Regions from separate parts of the Homo sapiens genome. Here region 2 is linked to region 1. The links are chromatin loops, found by intact Hi-C in ENCODE. Cell type or tissue: HCT116. All regions are shown on one strand.

Region 1 (8,000 bases):
GCTTCTTACCCTGAAATATTCAAACGCCTGCCCTAATTCTCCTTTGGTTTACTCTGCATGTCTGTGTTTCTACCCTTTGAAGCATGTCTTTTATAGTAAAAATACTATTTAGTATATTTTTAATGCAGTCTAGTCTGTTTTTAATGATGTTTTTAATTGACAATAATTGTAGATATTCATCGGATACACAGTGATGTTTTGATACATGGGATGTCTAGTGATCAAATCAGGGTAATGAGCATATCATCATCTCAAGCGTTTATTATGTGTGTTGAGAATGTTCAATATCCTCCTTCTTGCTGCTTGAAACTATATAATATATGGTCAGGAGTTTGTTTTTCCGTCGTCATTTGTAACCGTTAACATTAGGATCTGTGAGCGTGTTTTCTAGTTATTCTGCTTTATTTTCCTCTGCTCCTGACCGCCGTTGGATAGCTGAGATTTCCTCCGGATGGGCAGAAGCTCGGCCTGCCTTATGGCTTCCGTAGCTGAACACTGTGTCTTCACTGAGCGGGATGAGTGATTGGTACCTGCCAGGCCCCCCGTCCACACCCTCACACCATGCTGAGACTGTCGGGGGTTCCCATTGGGGAGTAATGGTGATATTCTGACTCTCTGAATTCCTAGGCCATTTGGGAACTGTGGTGACTGAATATCTCAGAGCACCCTCCTGGCTTCTTTCTCTTCTGGCTGGAGAACGTCTCTAAGAGCATTTTAAAATCAGGCTTTTCTGTAGAAAAATGGCCGAGGCCTTGAAGGCCTAAGAATAACATGGACTTTGCATGCCTTTGATAGTTTAGCTGGATGTAAAATTCAGCCTTCAAATATTTCCTTCAAACTCTGAGGATGGAACATCACAGTTTTCTGGCTCTCCGTGTTTCTCACGTATAGTCTGAGGTCAATTTGATTCCCATTCTTTTTTCTCTGGGACTTTAGAATTTATCTTTGACATTGATGTTCTTCAAGGTCTTATGGCTTTTTTATGTTATTTTTCCACCTTGTGCATTTCCAGGCTGACTGAGATCATTCACCTTTAGATCTGAGAACGTCTTGGTCGTCGTTGCTTCATGTCAATGACTTCTTACTTTTGTATTTTGCAGTTAGATGGATGTGAATGAACACCTCCCTTACCCATTTCCATTCATCTATCTCTGTACGTTGTCTCTCTTTACGCCTCCCTGCTATTCCTGGGAGAATCTCCTGAGCTGTATCCACTCACCCCATCTGCTGGATGCTTCATTTCAAGGTATGCGTTTTCCACACTCCGTCTGCACCCCAGTCCGTCTCTCTCTGGCTGCTGCTTCTGCATCCCCACCATCCTGCCCTCCCTTATCACTGTTCTACTTTAAAGTCTCCCCACAGCGGTCCATTCATCAGCTTCCTCTGTGACAGCTCCCTTGCTGTCTGTGAGCAACCAAGCTCACTGGACTCCTCCTCCTCCTGCTGGTGAAATTGTCTGCCCTGGGGCCTCAGCTACCTTGGCTGGTTTTAGGGTGATGGGGGCGGCAGCCCAGACCCTAAGGGGGCCTTCTTAAGGGAGAGAGAGTCCTATGTTGCGGTGTGAGTGCAGCCCTCTCCATTGGCCACCCCACTCTGCAGAGGAGCCCCCAGCCACCACCTCTACCCTCTGCCTCTTCCTTCCACTCTGGGCCCTTCTTCCAGGAGAAGTCAGCCTCAGCCCATGAGTGCCAGGTGCTCGGGAGGGCTGGTCTGTCCTCACCCAGGGAGTCCCTGCCCCTGCGATGCTGCCCTCCCCCCACTGCTGATGCTCAGGTAGGGGTGGGTGGGGTGAGCCCAAGGGAGTTCGGCCTCAGTCCAGGTTGCCCCTCCACACCAGCCCTCCTCCCCCTGGGCCATTCTCTGGGAACAGCCAGTCTCTGGGTCTCAGCGGTAATGAATGCAGCCCCAGCGTTCTCCTCAATAGCACTGGGAACTGAGATGAGTCCCAACTTCTTCACTTGTGTGGCACCCCCACCCCTGCAAAGGGCCCCGGGTGCACTGGGAGGTCCCTGGGTGCACCGTTATGCTGGCCGGGCCCCAGGGAGGAGCCCACACAGAGTCCACGTAACACAGCAAACACACAGGCCACGAGGAGGTTGCCTGCTCCTTTACCTTCCTAGGTTTACATGGTACCGGAGCCAGCAGCCTGGTGAGCCCGCAGGAGCCTGCAGACCTGAATCAGGGTTTCTGGGGATTGGGCAGGAGATGACAGGCAGCTTCCAGCTGATCCCAGGGCTGCAGCGGGCATGTGCAGTGGCCCATAAATACCTTTACATAAATACGGGCTGGGCGACTTCCAGTCCCAGGGCCTAGCACCAAAAAGCCTGCCTGGAGGACAGTGGCCCTGTGCCTGCACCTGCGCCTGCACCCACACTGGCGCCCACACCTGTCCTCAGTCCAACTCAGAGCCGCGGGGAGAGCGGGACTTCCTCAGCCCAGGCCCAGAGCGTGCCCCTGGGTTCTGCAGAGCCAGGCCAGGAGGCGCCTCTCTTCCAGCGGCCATGCGAGGCTTCCCTCCTCAAGGCCACACCAGCCTCCAAGAGCGACAGGTTGCTGGGCTGTCCACAGCCCTCCACGGCCCTCAAAGGAAGGGCAGTACCAGGAGCTCTGGGCCCGTGAAGTGTCCTTCTCAGTGGTCACCAAAGGCCAGGGTCCCCTCTGGCTGGGACTGGAGAGGCGGGCTCCACGGGACTGCCTCTACTAGTGCCTCGCTGGTCCACCGCTCCGGGATGTGGGTCTGCTGGAGGCGGGCAGTGTGCCCGCTGGGGAAAAGGAGAAAAGAGGGCCAGTCCAGGGTGGGGCGGGTGCTCCCAGAACAGACTGGGTTCTGGGTTGGCACCTCTCCCTCCCACCCCTCCCTTCAGCAGCTCAGCCCAGCAGGTGGGTGGGGCCCACCCATCCTTCCCAGCCTGTCCTTCCCAGCTCTGGCCCCAGCCTTGGTCTCTGAGCTCCAGATTCCTGGGGCCCAAGGCCCCGGGTGCAGCTGCTGCCCTGTGGGGCCCAGATTATACTTAAGCACTCTTCGTTGACTTTGCCATAACCCACCCTCCTGGCAAGCCCACGGGCATTCCCCACACCCCTTACCTGAGCCCTGGGCTAAGGACGGGTTCTCGGGGAGCCGGAGGGGCCCACCTGGAGGGGAGAGAGAGCAGGCCATGTTAGTACCCCCAGCCTTGAGTGAGCCACAGTAATGGCAGCAAGGCGTGACCCCATCCAGGCCTTCAGGGACCTCCACTTCCCCCGCACAGTCTCCTTCCCTTCTCAGTCCTTTGCACTCGGGGAAGGAACGGGGGCGGGAGCTGGGGGGGGGGGCTCTCCCTCTCCCCATAGGAAAGCTCTCAGCCCCTCCAAGCCTCTACTACCCGCGACATCAGGGGCTTTACCGAACGCCAAGCCAAGTCCACTCCAGGGGAGGGCGCAGGACCCAGGACTCCCCACGCCCAGCAACACACTGCCCATGGGGCCCCAGGCTCCTGAGGCCTCCAGCTCAATGTCAAGGCACTGCCCCCGGCACCCGGCACCCAGCGCAGGTGCCGGCAGCCGGCGGTGCAGTACCACAGATGACCACTAGATGCCGCTGCCGGGCAGCCTTTTGTCCCTGCACCAGCGCACAGGCTGCTGCCCCGCCCCTCCTCTCCTCGCCCCGCCCCGCTCCACCGAGATGGGGGCTCCCCTGTCTTAAGGCTCTGAACAATCTGCAGCCAGGACTGCCTTAGAAAGGCACAAACAGATGCACACATACACAAAGTCAAGACTATTTGGGGGCCTCCAAGCGGAGGACCCCAAGTGTGAAATCCCCAGTTAGCCAAAAAGCAGAGCCTGCAGCCTGGCGCCCGGCCTTTGCCCCGCCCACATGTCTTGCCCCGCACAGGCCCCAAGCCTGCCTCCCACTTCCCTCTGCAGAGACAACCTTTCCCAACACCGCTGGGGGGTACACGGTGCGGGGGTGGGGGGGGGGGTGCGGGCAGCAAAGTCTGGGCTGGCCAGAGGGGTGGGGGCATCCCAAAAGCACTGCCTGCAGGCAGAGAGCACATTCCAGGACAGCCTCAGGGTCCTGAAGGTGGTGCTAAGGAGCCACCCTCACACAGGTGCTGGAGCACGCTCACACATGCCCGGCACACACGCCTGTGCCCCCTGCCGCACATGCATGCACTATTGCGCAGACGCACTGGCTACATTCACACACTGATGCACACGTAACACACAGGCACTGGCACGCACAGGTGCCTGCTGCCTGTGCAGGACTGCGTGCGTGGACTGGCACGCACAGGTGCCTGCTGCCCGTGCAGGACTGCGTGCGTGGACTGGCACACACTGGGTGCCACACACATGTACTGGCACACATGCACACACACCCTGCTGTACGCACTGTTGCACGTGCGTGCACAGACACACCCTCACACCCTGGTGCACGTGTATGGGGGGCAGGAGGGGCAGGGATGGCCAGCGTCCATCCACACTGTGGATGGTCCAGCCCAGCCATGGGGTCATGACCCTCTTCAGGCCCCCGGTGCAGTTTGCAGCCCACCCTTGCAGCTGTTGGGGCTGGGAAAGATGGGCTGTTTCCAGCTGGCAGCATGGCCCACCCCTGTCCCCTGGTTAAGTGACTGTGAAGCTCACACTCCACCCATCAGAAGCCAAGTGACACTCTGGGTACCGGGTGGGGACAGATGACATTCGCTATGTCTGAATAGCCATAGGGTGACCCGGCCAACTCCGCAGTGGGTGAGAGAGGGATCCTCTGCCAGGGTGGAGCTGAGGCTGATTGGGGGATGGTGCCTTCCCGCCCTTCCCCAGGAAGCCCAGCTCACCTTCCCGGCACGTGGGCCCCATGTAGCCATCCACACAGTGACACTGCCCACTGACAGGGTCGCAGTCAGCCCCACCCCCGCAGTCACAGTGCAGGGTGCAGCTGGGCCCAAACTGGCCCCTTCTGCAATCTGCAAGGCGGAGGGGGCGGGAGACAAACCTGAGCATCATCCTTGCCTTCCCCGCGCCAAGGAGCCTGGGCCTAGGGGCCCGCGGCAGAGCCCAGGTGGAGTGAAGCCTTCTGCCTGGGTGTGTGCGGGAGCTAAGACCTTGGGCCTCGGTTTCCCCTGAGGAGTAAACAGTCCCTGCCCTGCCTTCCTCAGCTACATTCTGCAGCCAGTGAGCTCCTGCATGAGAAAGCCCAGGCCCCAGGCACACGTCCAGAGTCACCACCGAGTTCCTGCCCCGCCCCAGGAGGGCAAACAGGAGCCAGTGTTCAGGGATGCCCCCTCAGGGCACAACAGGCCTGAGAGCCACAAGGCCAGGTAAGCAGCCCCAGCAGGTGAGCCCCTCCTATCCTCAGGTGGGTCCCTCCTATCCTCAGGTGAGCCCCTGCTATCCTCAGGTGAGCCCCTCCTATCCTCAGGTGGGTCCCTCCTATCCTCAGGTGAGCCCCTCCTATCCTCAGGTGAGCCCCTCTTATCCTCAGGTGAGCCCCTCCTATCCTCAGGTGGGTCCCTCCTATCCTCAGGTGAGCCCCTGCTATCCTCAGGTGAGCCCCTCCTATCCTCAGGTGGGTCCCTCCTATCCTCAGGTGAGACCCTCCTATCCTCAGGTGGGGCCCTCTGGGCTGGAGGGGCCACAGCCCCCTTGATGTCCCCCAGTCCACAGCTGGCAGATCAGGGAAGTCTTTCCACCCAACCAGAGCCCCCTCCCATGACCATGGCCTTCCTGGGACGTTGTGGGGGCCACACGGCAGGGCCTGGCCTAAGGCTCCAGCAGGAGGGCCATGCTTGGTACCGCATGTCCCAGCAGCTGACTCCAGCCCCCCCAGGGGGCACAGTCCAGGTGCAGAGGCAACAAGAGGGGTTGGTGGCCAGCCCAGGACTGGCACAGGTAGGGCCCAACCAATCAATATTGGTCACTGATGGAGACCCACACCCACGCCCTTCCTGGGCAGGACCCCAGACTCACCCAGGTTACAGGTGGCTCCTGAGCGCCCTGGTGGGCAAAGGCAGAGACCGGTGACAGGGTCACAGGGTGCCCCCCCGTCACAGTCACAGCGCTGGTGGCAGCCCTCTCCAAATGAACCTGGCTCACACCCTGGTGGGGGCAGTGGGCTCAGTGTCCCCCTCCTGTCCTGCACCCAGACGGGACGGGGCCAGGGAGCGGGGGTTCAGGGAGGCACCAAGCACTCACCCCTCTCACAGAAGTGGCCGTGGAAGCCGGCAGGGCAGAGGCATCGGCCACTGATGGGGTCGCAGGGGGCTCCATGTTGACACCAGCACAACCCCTGGCAGCCAGCCCCGTGGAAGCCAGGGGGACAGGCTGAAGGACGCCGGTTACCACGAGACAAGGGCACACGGTGGCAGAAATGTCCAGTTTGCCCAGAGTGAGTAAAACCCGCCAATCCAGGGGCCCGAGAAAAGCCCCCTCCTGCCCGTCCTCGTCCCTCCCCACTGCTGCTGGCTCCCCACCTCCCCACCACTTCACTGCTGCCTGGATCACCCACACGGGAGGAGTGGACAGTGGCTCAAAGGGGCCCCAGCCCAGCTGCACAGGCCCCCAACTCACGGTGCTCGCAGGCCTGGCCATAGAAGCCGGGGCCGCAGCGGCAGGTGCCCGTGGCAGGCTCACACGTGCTGTTGTTGTGGCAGGAGCACTCCAGATGGCAGGCGGCTCCGTAGCGCCCAGGGGGACAGGCTGGGGACAGGGCAGGGTGGGCAGTCCTTCGGCACCAGCCTTGCCCAGCCCTATGGCAGCCCAGGGCACCTCCCTGAGGGGATGCTGGGGTCCCGCTGGCCCCGCACACTCACCCAGCTCGCAGTGCCGCCCCGTCCAGCCCAGGCCACAGGAGCAGCTGCCGTTGCTGGCGTGGCACAGGCCCCCATTTCTGCAGGAGCAGGTGTGCTCGCAGCCCACGCCAAACCGGTTCTGGGGGCAGCCTGGAGACAGAAGGCAGGTGCTGCCTGGAGCTCTGGCCGAGGGCTGGGCTCCCTCTGGGGATATGTCCCCACAGGCTGACAGTCACTCGGTAAATGCTTCCTGAGGCCCATCAGTGCCAGTCTCTGCCTGCTGGGCGGGCACATGCCAGGGAGTGGCACCAGCCGCATCCTCTCATTCCTTGGTCATCTCAGGCTGCCAAGTGCCAGGCCTGGTCTAGGAACTGAGGGTGGCTCAGTCATGAAGGGGCTGGGTGAGCGCCTGCCCAGCCTGCAGGAAGGGGTTCACAGAAGGCTTCACGGAGGCAGCGGCCCACTGTGAACCAGCTGTCTCCCGCTTGGGAGTGAAGGCACATCCTTCAGGCCTGAGAAGTAGCGTGGCTGGGCTGCCGTGGGCTCAGAGGTGGCTGGCTGTAGCCCTGCTGTTACAGCCGGATGCCTGATGACCGGCCTGATGGCACTATCCTTCCTGGGAGTGAGGCGGGGCCAAGCTACATCCCAGCTGGGGCCTGAGCCCTGGGATCCTGAACCCTCTGCTGCCACAGGCTCCCAATGAGCCCAGAAGGCCAAGAACTGCTGTGGGGGCAGCCAGTCCCTTGATGCAGACTAAGGGTGGGACCAGGCCAAGAGGCTGTGGCTGTGTTCATGAGCACTGGGCCTGTCTGAGCAGGAGCCACTACGCCTGTCCCCTGGGTCCAGCCCATCTCTCTACTCTTGACTGTGCTCTAGGCCCACTTCCACTTTGGTCCCTGAGCCCTGGGCCTGGCAGAAAGGGCCAGAAGGACTCCACCCTCGGGCAGAAGACAGCCACCCAATCCCTTCTGCAAGGGGCCAGGCAGGCGCTGGGTAGGAACCTGCAGCCCCCACGGCCACCTCTATGAGGATGGGGTCACTGGGTGGCCTGAGCCTCGGGGGCTGAGTGTCGAGGTAGGGGCTGGGGTGGCATGGGACGGTCCATTCCCCCAAGCAGGGCAGCGTAGTCAACACAAGCTACAGCACTCTCATCTCAGCCCCAGGGTCAAGTGGGGAGCTGGTGGCAGCCAGGATGTGCGGGTGTCTGGGCTGGGCCCACCCCTCCAGTGTCCCCAC
Region 2 (8,000 bases), 230 kb after region 1:
AGGCGCCCGCCACCTTGCCTGGCTAATATTTGTATTTTTGGTAGAGACAGGGTTTCACCATATTGGCCAGGCTGGTCGAACTCCTGACCTCAGCTGCCTGCCTTGGCCTCCCAAAGTGCTGGGATTACAGGCGTGAGCCACCGCCCTCAGCCCGTTTCCTGCTTTTCTAAACAGCGCCCAGCCTCCCCTGCAGGGCTGTGCATGATGGTTCCTTCCTGTGTTTTAAACAGGACTGGGGATGGGCGGCTTCCTGCCTAAGGCCCTGTGCCCAAGGTGGGGGTCGCAGGCAGGGGCAGTGGAGCCACTCTGGCTCCAGGGGCTCCAGGTGGACGGAGGACCTAGGAGGGGCCAGCTCTTTGGTATCCAATTCCCATCCTGAGGAGGCCACTGAAGGACCCCCTTCCACTTGTCCCTCCAGCCCCCTCACACCCATGGCAGGGACAGACCAGCGTTCCTGGCTGGGTCTCATTCGGGGAGCCCAAGTAGCTCACCAGAGAGGGGACCGCTCCCACTGCACAGGAACAAGGGCACTCAGGGTGCCGGGGACCCAGGCCCCACCCACCATGGCTCGCAGCCTCCGTCAGCTCCATCTCCCCTGTCTCTTTCCTTTTTCCTTCCTGGCTTTTCGTGTGCCTGCACCTGCCAAGGACCTATGTGGCTCCTGAGAGCCCCTCATGTCCCTTGATGGCCAGAGAGGCAGTACTGGTGGCCAGTGGGGGTCAGGGGGTCAGGGCCCCCTAACTTCCTTGGCAAAGGGAAGACTCCACCTGCAGCTTCCCTGGTTCTGCCAGTAGCTCCCTGTCTCTGACCTCAGTTTCCCCAACTGTTCCACGGTGGAGTGCGATGGGACATTCTCCAGGGCACTTGCGGCTGCAGTGACTTGTGATTCTGAGTCATCGGGGGCTGGTGAGGGGCACAGAGGGCATGGGGTGGCAGCAGAAGTCATTCTCTGAGCCTGAGACTGGGGATCATTCCTGATGGCCCTTTGGGGAGAGAGCATGAGGACTCCCAGCAGGTGACCAGGAGCCAGACGCTTGGGAAATCAGCCAGCTTGGAAGTGAGTGGACGCCCCTGCAGCGGCCTCAGCGGGGTCACTTTTAGAACTCATGAGAGCCGGCCTGGGTCCTCAGATGGGCAGCCGGGCCCTGTGAGGCAAAGAAGCTGGAGGCCTCTGCAGGGGCTGGCTCAGGAAGGGTGTCATCCAGTCCTCCTGCAGCAGGGCCCACGCCAGCTCCAGACAGACCTATTAGCTCCTCGAGTCCCAAGCTGGGGATACTGGGGCTGTGAGCCCAGAGGGGCCCCCAGAGTGGCCAAGACCAAGCCACACAGCTCGGCTGCTCAGACTTGGTGGCCCCAGCAGGAGAGGGTGTCAGAGTCACCAGGGCTGCTGAGGCCATGAGAGGCCTTCACACCAACCCAGAGAGCTCTCTATGGAAGCTTGAATGCATAGTGGGCAACCAGCCCATCACACATTAACCACTTGCTCTGTGCAAATGCCAGAGAAGCCTAGCTCTGGTCTTAAAAACAGATTCAATGCTGCAAACCCACCTCTTCAAAATGCCGCAGTCAGGGACATGGCTTCCACAGGCCTGGCTCCCAGCCCCCGTTCCCGCCCTCACTCTCCAGCAGCCCCTTCTTGCTCTCCTGGCCTTTCTTGTCCCCATCCATAAACCTAAAGCCTCTCTGCCTGACTGCCACCGGCACTCACACCCCTGCTGTCATGGAGCCCAAATGACCCGATGGCTGTGGAGTGGGTGCCAGGGCAGCTGTGCCTGGATTCACGCCTCAAAGGACAGACACCTGGAGGGATTCAGCAGAGGGGCTGCTTGGGGCAGTCTTCATCTGGGGGTTGTGGAAGGGGCACCCATGGGGAGGACGTGGCTCCCAATGGGGGGTGGCCTGGACAGGGGTGCAGTTGGGACCACTGGTCTCACCCGCTCCCTCTCCCCCACTCCAGTACTCCCCGCTCTTGAAGAAACTCTACTGCCAGATCGCCAAGACATGCCCCATCCAGATCAAGGTGTCCACCCCGCCACCCCCAGGCACCGCCATCCGGGCCATGCCTGTTTACAAGAAAGCGGAGCACGTGACCGACGTCGTGAAACGCTGCCCCAACCACGAGCTCGGGAGGGACTTCAACGAAGGTGAGGGCCCCCAGCTCCTCTGCCCACGGTGGCACTTTGCCCAGCATCCCGGACAGCACAGCCGGGGGCTGCCTAACTGGGAGAGAGTGGGGCTGACAGCATGGGCTTAGCCATTCCCCTGCGGAGGGCTTTCAGTGCCTCCACCAGCCCCCATTTTCCCAGTTCTGAGTGGGACCTGGGGGGGCCCATGCTCCTGGGCAGGGGCAAGTGGTCTGGGCAGAGTCTGAGGGGCAGCGGCCTTCTGGGGCCCCAGAGATCCTATGAGTCATAGCCCCTCTCTCCAGTGTGCCTGGCAGGGCCTACGGGCTACCCCAAGGATTAGCAGGAGAATCAGGGGGCAGAGCCACTGGGCAGGCACCCCCAGAGCACAAGGGCTGCCAGCTGGCCTGAGCCTCACCTGGAAGCCCACAGGACTGGGCCTGGTGGTCTCAGTTCTGCTGCGATGCACCTGGCACAGCTGGGCGCCTCTCTGCACCTGGCACAGGGGTGGGCACCTCTCTGCACCTGGCACAGGGCTGGGCACCTCTCTTCACCTGGCATGGGGCTGGGCACCTTTCTTCACCTGGCATGGGACTGGGCACCTCTCTGCATGTGACACAGAGGTGGGCACCTGGCATGGGGCCGGGCACCTCTCTGCACCTGGCATGGGGCTGGGCACCTCTTTGCACCTGGCACAGGGTGGGCACCTCTGCACCTAGCACAGGAGTGGGCACCTCTCTGCACCTGGCATGGGGCTGGACACCTCTCTGTGCCTGGCACAGGGCTGGGCACCTCTGCATCTGGCATGGGGCTGGGCATCTCTGCACCTGACACCGGGGTGGGCACCTCTCTGCACCTGGCATGCAGCTGGGCACCTCTCTGCACCTGGCACTGGGCTGGGCACCTCTGCACCTAACAGGGGTGGGCACCTTTGCAGGTGGCACAGAGCTGGGCACCTCTCTGTGCCTGGCACGGGGCCAGCACCTCTCTGCACCTGACATGGGGCTGGGCACTTCTTTGAACCTGGCACGGGGCTGGGTACCTCTCTGCACCTGACATGGGGCTGGGCACCCTTTGAACCCGGCACAGGGCTGGGCACCTCTCTGCACCTAGCACAGGGGTGGGCACCTCTATGCACCTCTCTGAAGTGTCGACCCCTCCCGGCAGGACAGTCTGCTCCAGCCAGCCACCTCATCCGCGTGGAAGGCAATAATCTCTCGCAGTATGTGGATGACCCTGTCACCGGCAGGCAGAGCGTCGTGGTGCCCTATGAGCCACCACAGGTAGGCCAGGAGCCAGGCTGTGCCCAGGGCCCTGCAGTCAGCTGTACGGGTCGGGGGAGGGGTCCCCTGAGGCAGCCCCTGTCCCTCCTCAGTTGGCTGATCTGCCTGCCTGTCCTGTCGGCATCTGTCCAGGGCTCCCTGCTCTGTGATAAGTCTGTGTCGGCGGCTCCTTCCTCACCCACACCCGCCCCACTGTGCACACTGCTGCTCTGTCCCCACATCCGCCTCGGGCACTCTCGGGGCCTCAGTGTGCCCAGCTCCATAGTGGGGAGTGGGTCTTCAGCCTTGCCCTCTGTTGGTGCCCAACACTGGTTCCGGCCTGGGGCTCCCAGACACAGGGATTTGGGAGATGGGGAGGTCCCCGCCCATTTAGACCCTGGATTGGCTGGGGCAGAACCAAACCAGCAACAGCGCCTGAAGGGGTGGCAAATTCTACAAAGGGGGTTGAGGGATGGTGGAAAGACTCCTAGGCCAGGCCAGGGGCCCAGGAGAGGTGGCCTGCAGGAGGCTGAGGCTGGTCAGCAGGGTGGAGAGCCGGGAGGCCCCGCTGGGCACCACGTGGGTGGGGGGTGCAGGGGACTGGGGGGCATATAGGCTGGAGGGGAGGGGACACGGAGAGGCTGGGGGCTTTGACTTTTGGCCCAAAGGCAGCATAAGTTTCTGGGACACAATTCTGGAGCTGATGTGGGGCCCAACTGGTGTGAAAGGCTGGGGTAGGGGGAAACAGAGGGTTTGAAGTTACTGCGGGATGGTGGGGCAGGGGCAGAACAGGAGGTGAGGAGTGGGTACCAGGCCCCCAGGGGAAGGCAGGCAATGGCAGGCCTCTGCCTTCCCTGTACCTGGTTCTGAGACCAGGCTCCATGCTGTACCCAGCCCCAGCCTCCCCCACCAGGTCCCCATCCCTGTACCAGACCCCCAGGACACCCCAGACTCCTGTACCCAGTCTCCAGGTCCTCCACAAGCCTCTACCCTGTACCCAGGCCCCCTTCGACGTCCCCATCCCACCATCCTCTAAGAGCAGCCCCTTATGTCAGCAGAACCAGGGCCCGGGAGGGCTCCCTGAAACCCATGTCCCACCCTCACCTGCCTAGGCCTGCCAGGAAGGCAGAGCTCTATCGCCCCCTGGTGGCTGCCGTGTGACAGCAGTTCTGAGAAAGGCCAAGATTTTCCCAAACCCCTAATAGCTTTTGTATTTGTCCCCAGGGTGACATGAAAACTGCCCACATTGTGGTCTGGGGACACTCATTGATCAACGGTTTTGGTTCATGGCTGGGCGCAGTGGCTCACGCCTGTAATCCAAGCACTTTGGGAGGCCAAGGCGGGTGGATCACTTGAGGTTAGGAGTTCAAGACCAGCCTGGCCCACAGGGCGAAACCCTGTCTGTACTAAAAACACAAAAGTTAGCCGAGCCTCGTGGCGCATGCCTGTAATTCCAGCTACTTGGGAGGCTGAGGCAAGAGAATCGCTTGAACCCGGGAGGCAGAAGTTGCAGTGAGCCAAGATCGCGCCATTGCACTCCAGCCTGGGGGACAGAGAGAGACTCCGTCTCAAAAAAAAAAAAAAGAGTTTTGGTTCATGTCTCAGCTGTACTGCAAAATCCCTGGGAAACAGGAGTGTGCTGGGGGTGGGTTCGCTGGGGACAGCTCTGGTTCCTCTTTCTGCCCAGGTGAGCCCGCAGCATGCAACACACACGTAGGGCCACAAAATCTGTGCAGGCACACTCACACCCAGCATCTGGGCTTGACCTCCAGCCTGTGTCAGGGGAGAAGGTTGGGGCAAACAGACCACAGGACTCTGTGCTTCTCTGAGAGCAGAGACCAGGTCTGAGCCCTCCCAGAACCCAGAACCAGCCCAGTGCTTGGGGTTCAGTGATCTTCATGAATGGGTGGCTGGATGGGGTGAGTGGGTGGATGGGTGGATGGATGGGGGTGGGTGGGGTGGATGAATGGATGGATGGGTAGGTAGGTGGGTGGATGGATGGATGGATAAATGGGGTGGGTGGGTGAGTGGATGAATGGATGGAGTGGTGAATGGGTGAATGGATGGGTGGGTGGACGGATGGATGAATAGGGTGGGCGGATGGATGGGGTGGGTGGGTGAATGGATGGATGGGTGGGTGGGTGAATGGATGGTTGGGTAGAGGGATGTTGAATGGATGGGTGGGTAGAGGGATGGGTAGATGGGGTGGGTGGATGGATGGATGGATAGACTGATATTGTTGAATGGATGAGTGGGTGGATGGATGTTTAGATGGATGGATAGATAATAAATGGGGGAGTGGATGGATGGATGGGGTGGGGGGGTGGATGGATGGATGGATAGGATGATGGATGGATGGATGGGGTGGGTGTGGGGGGTGGATATGTGGGTGGGTGAGTGGATGGATGGAGTGGGTGGGTGGGTGGATGGATGGATGGATTGACTGATATTGAATGGATGGGTGGGTGAATGGATGGTTGGATGGATGGACAGATAATGGGGGGAGTGGATGGATGGATGGGGTGGATGGGTGGATGGATGGATGGGATGGGTGGATGGATGGGGTGGGTGTGGGGGTGGATGTGTGGGTGGATGGATGGAGTGGGTGGGTGGGTGGGTGGATGGATGGATTTATTGATATTGAATGGGTGGGTGGGTGGATGGATGGATGGATTTATTGATATTGAATGGATGGGTGGGTGGATGGATGGTTGGATGGATGGATAGATAATAAATGGGGGGAGTGGATGGATGGATGAATGGGGTGGGTGGGTGGATGGATGGATGGATAGGATGGATGGATGAGGTGGGTGTGGGGGGTGGATGTGTGGGTGGGTGGGTGGATGGATGGATGGATGGAGTGGGTGGATGGGTGGATGGATGAATGGATGGGTTGATATTGAATGGATGGGTGGGTGGATAGATGGGTAGATAATAAATGGGGGAGTGGATGGATGGATGGATGGATGGGGTGGGTGTTGGGGGTGGACGTGTGGGTGGGTGGATGGGTGGATGGATGGATTGATATTGAATGGATGGGTGGGTGGATGGATGGGGTTGGTGGATGAATGGATGGATGGATATTGAATGGATGGGTAGGTGGATGGATGGGTAGATAATAAGTGGGGGAGTGGATGGATGGATGGATGGGGTGGATGGATGCATGGATAGACGGGTGGGTGGATGGATGGGGTGGATGGATGGATGGATTGATTGATATTGAATGGATGGGTGGGTGGATGGATGGTTGGATGGGGTGGGTGGATGGATGGGGTTCGTGGATGGATGGGGTTGGTGGATGGATGCATGGATGGATATTGAATGGATGGGTAGGTGGATGGATGGGTAGATAATAAATGGGGGAGTGGATGGATGGATGGATAGATGGGTGGGTGGATGGATGGGGTTGGTGGATGGATGGATGGATGGATGGATGAATAGATAAATGGGTTCGATGGATGGATGGATGGACGGATGGATGGATGGATGGGGTGGGTTGGTGGATGGATGAATGAGTGGACAGATATACAAATGGCAACAACTATAGAGCAGGGCATCCCCCTGCCTACGTGGAGCCAGGACCAGACATGGAGCTGGGGGCTGCCACCTTAGTGGATTGGGGCTGCGTGCTGATGCTAGCCCCTCTCCCTGCTCCCCCATGTGCAGGTGGGGACGGAATTCACCACCATCCTGTACAACTTCATGTGTAACAGCAGCTGTGTAGGGGGCATGAACCGGCGGCCCATCCTCATCATCATCACCCTGGAGATGCGGGAGTGAGTCCCGGGCACACGGGGTGGAGGTGGGACAGGGCTGGGCAGGCACGGCCGGGGGAGAAGGGGAGCTGTCATGGAGACCTGCAGGCCAAGGCTAGCTTGGGGAAGAGACTTTGGGGTGTGCTGCTGGAGGAAGGAACCGCCCCCTGGCCTGCAGGGCCTGCCTGGGCACAAGCTGGGCCTCCGGAGGGAGGTGGGAGTCCCCGGCGAGGTCTCAGGGCAGCCTCACAGCTTTGAGCCTCTGACTCCCTCTAGCGGGAACACTCGCTGCCGGCACTGGGTGCTCTGTGGTGACCGAGGGCTCTCAAGGCCGGTCCTGCAGGGTCCGAGGTGGGTGGGGAAGGTGGGCAGGTTGAGGGTGGGCAGGGTTGAGCTCACAATTCTGGCTGTGCCCACCCGACAGTGGGCAGGTGCTGGGCCGCCGGTCCTTTGAGGGCCGCATCTGCGCCTGTCCTGGCCGCGACCGAAAAGCTGATGAGGACCACTACCGGGAGCAGCAGGCCCTGAACGAGAGCTCCGCCAAGAACGGGGCCGCCAGCAAGCGTGGTGAGCGGCCGGCCAGGGGAACTGGACGCGTGTGGGAGGAGAAGGGGACACATTGGCAGGACACAATGTGAGCCCGCGTCCCAGGGACAGGGCCAGTCCCTGAACGGCCCCCCACGCCCAGACTCCTCCCTGACGGAGCCTGAGAGCAGCCCCCATATAAGTCGCTTGTCCTGGGCCAAGGGCACCTCAGAGGCCTGGGTGGCACCGCAGGTTTGCCCGTCCCTGTGGGTTGCTCACCACCGGACCCACCTGGAGAATCGATTGGCCCCAAGGGTGGGGCAGGTCTCCCTCCT

What was found. Hi-C counts contacts between places; a loop is a spot of excess contacts. Peaks named below come from ENCODE experiments on the same cell type or tissue, not always from the same donor. Only the 100,000 strongest peaks of a DNase experiment are listed, where the experiment ranks them.
Region 2: a loop joins it to region 1, with 16 times the contacts of the local background. A loop is called at or near these places in 37 of 110 quality-filtered maps.

The regions. Positions count from the first base shown.
Region 1 is chr1:3,487,828-3,495,827 of GRCh38, forward strand. It overlaps MEGF6 (multiple EGF like domains 6), which reads right to left. Exons shown (of 37, transcript NM_001409.4): 31 at 6,786-6,914; 32 at 6,544-6,672; 33 at 6,169-6,297; 34 at 5,944-6,072; 35 at 4,812-4,940; 36 at 3,085-3,132; 37 at 124-2,762. The coding sequence ends at 2,701. Among named protein-coding and RNA genes, the nearest start is that of ARHGEF16, 37 kb to the left of the region's middle. RefSeq lists silencers at 3,474-3,523, 3,544-3,673 and enhancers at 3,793-4,318, 4,319-4,843. In HCT116, a CTCF peak has its summit at 3,552 (motif pointing right); a DNase peak (open chromatin) is centred at 3,604; H3K27ac peaks cover 284 bases.
Region 2 is chr1:3,720,064-3,728,063 of GRCh38, forward strand. TP73 (tumor protein p73) reads left to right here. Exons shown (of 14, transcript NM_005427.4): 5 at 1,958-2,144; 6 at 3,291-3,406; 7 at 7,052-7,161; 8 at 7,565-7,707. Among named protein-coding and RNA genes, the nearest start is that of TP73-AS2, 9.8 kb to the left of the region's middle. RefSeq lists enhancers at 38-596, 597-1,156, 1,157-1,715, 7,558-7,657. In HCT116, a CTCF peak has its summit at 4,523 (motif pointing left); a DNase peak (open chromatin) is centred at 4,528.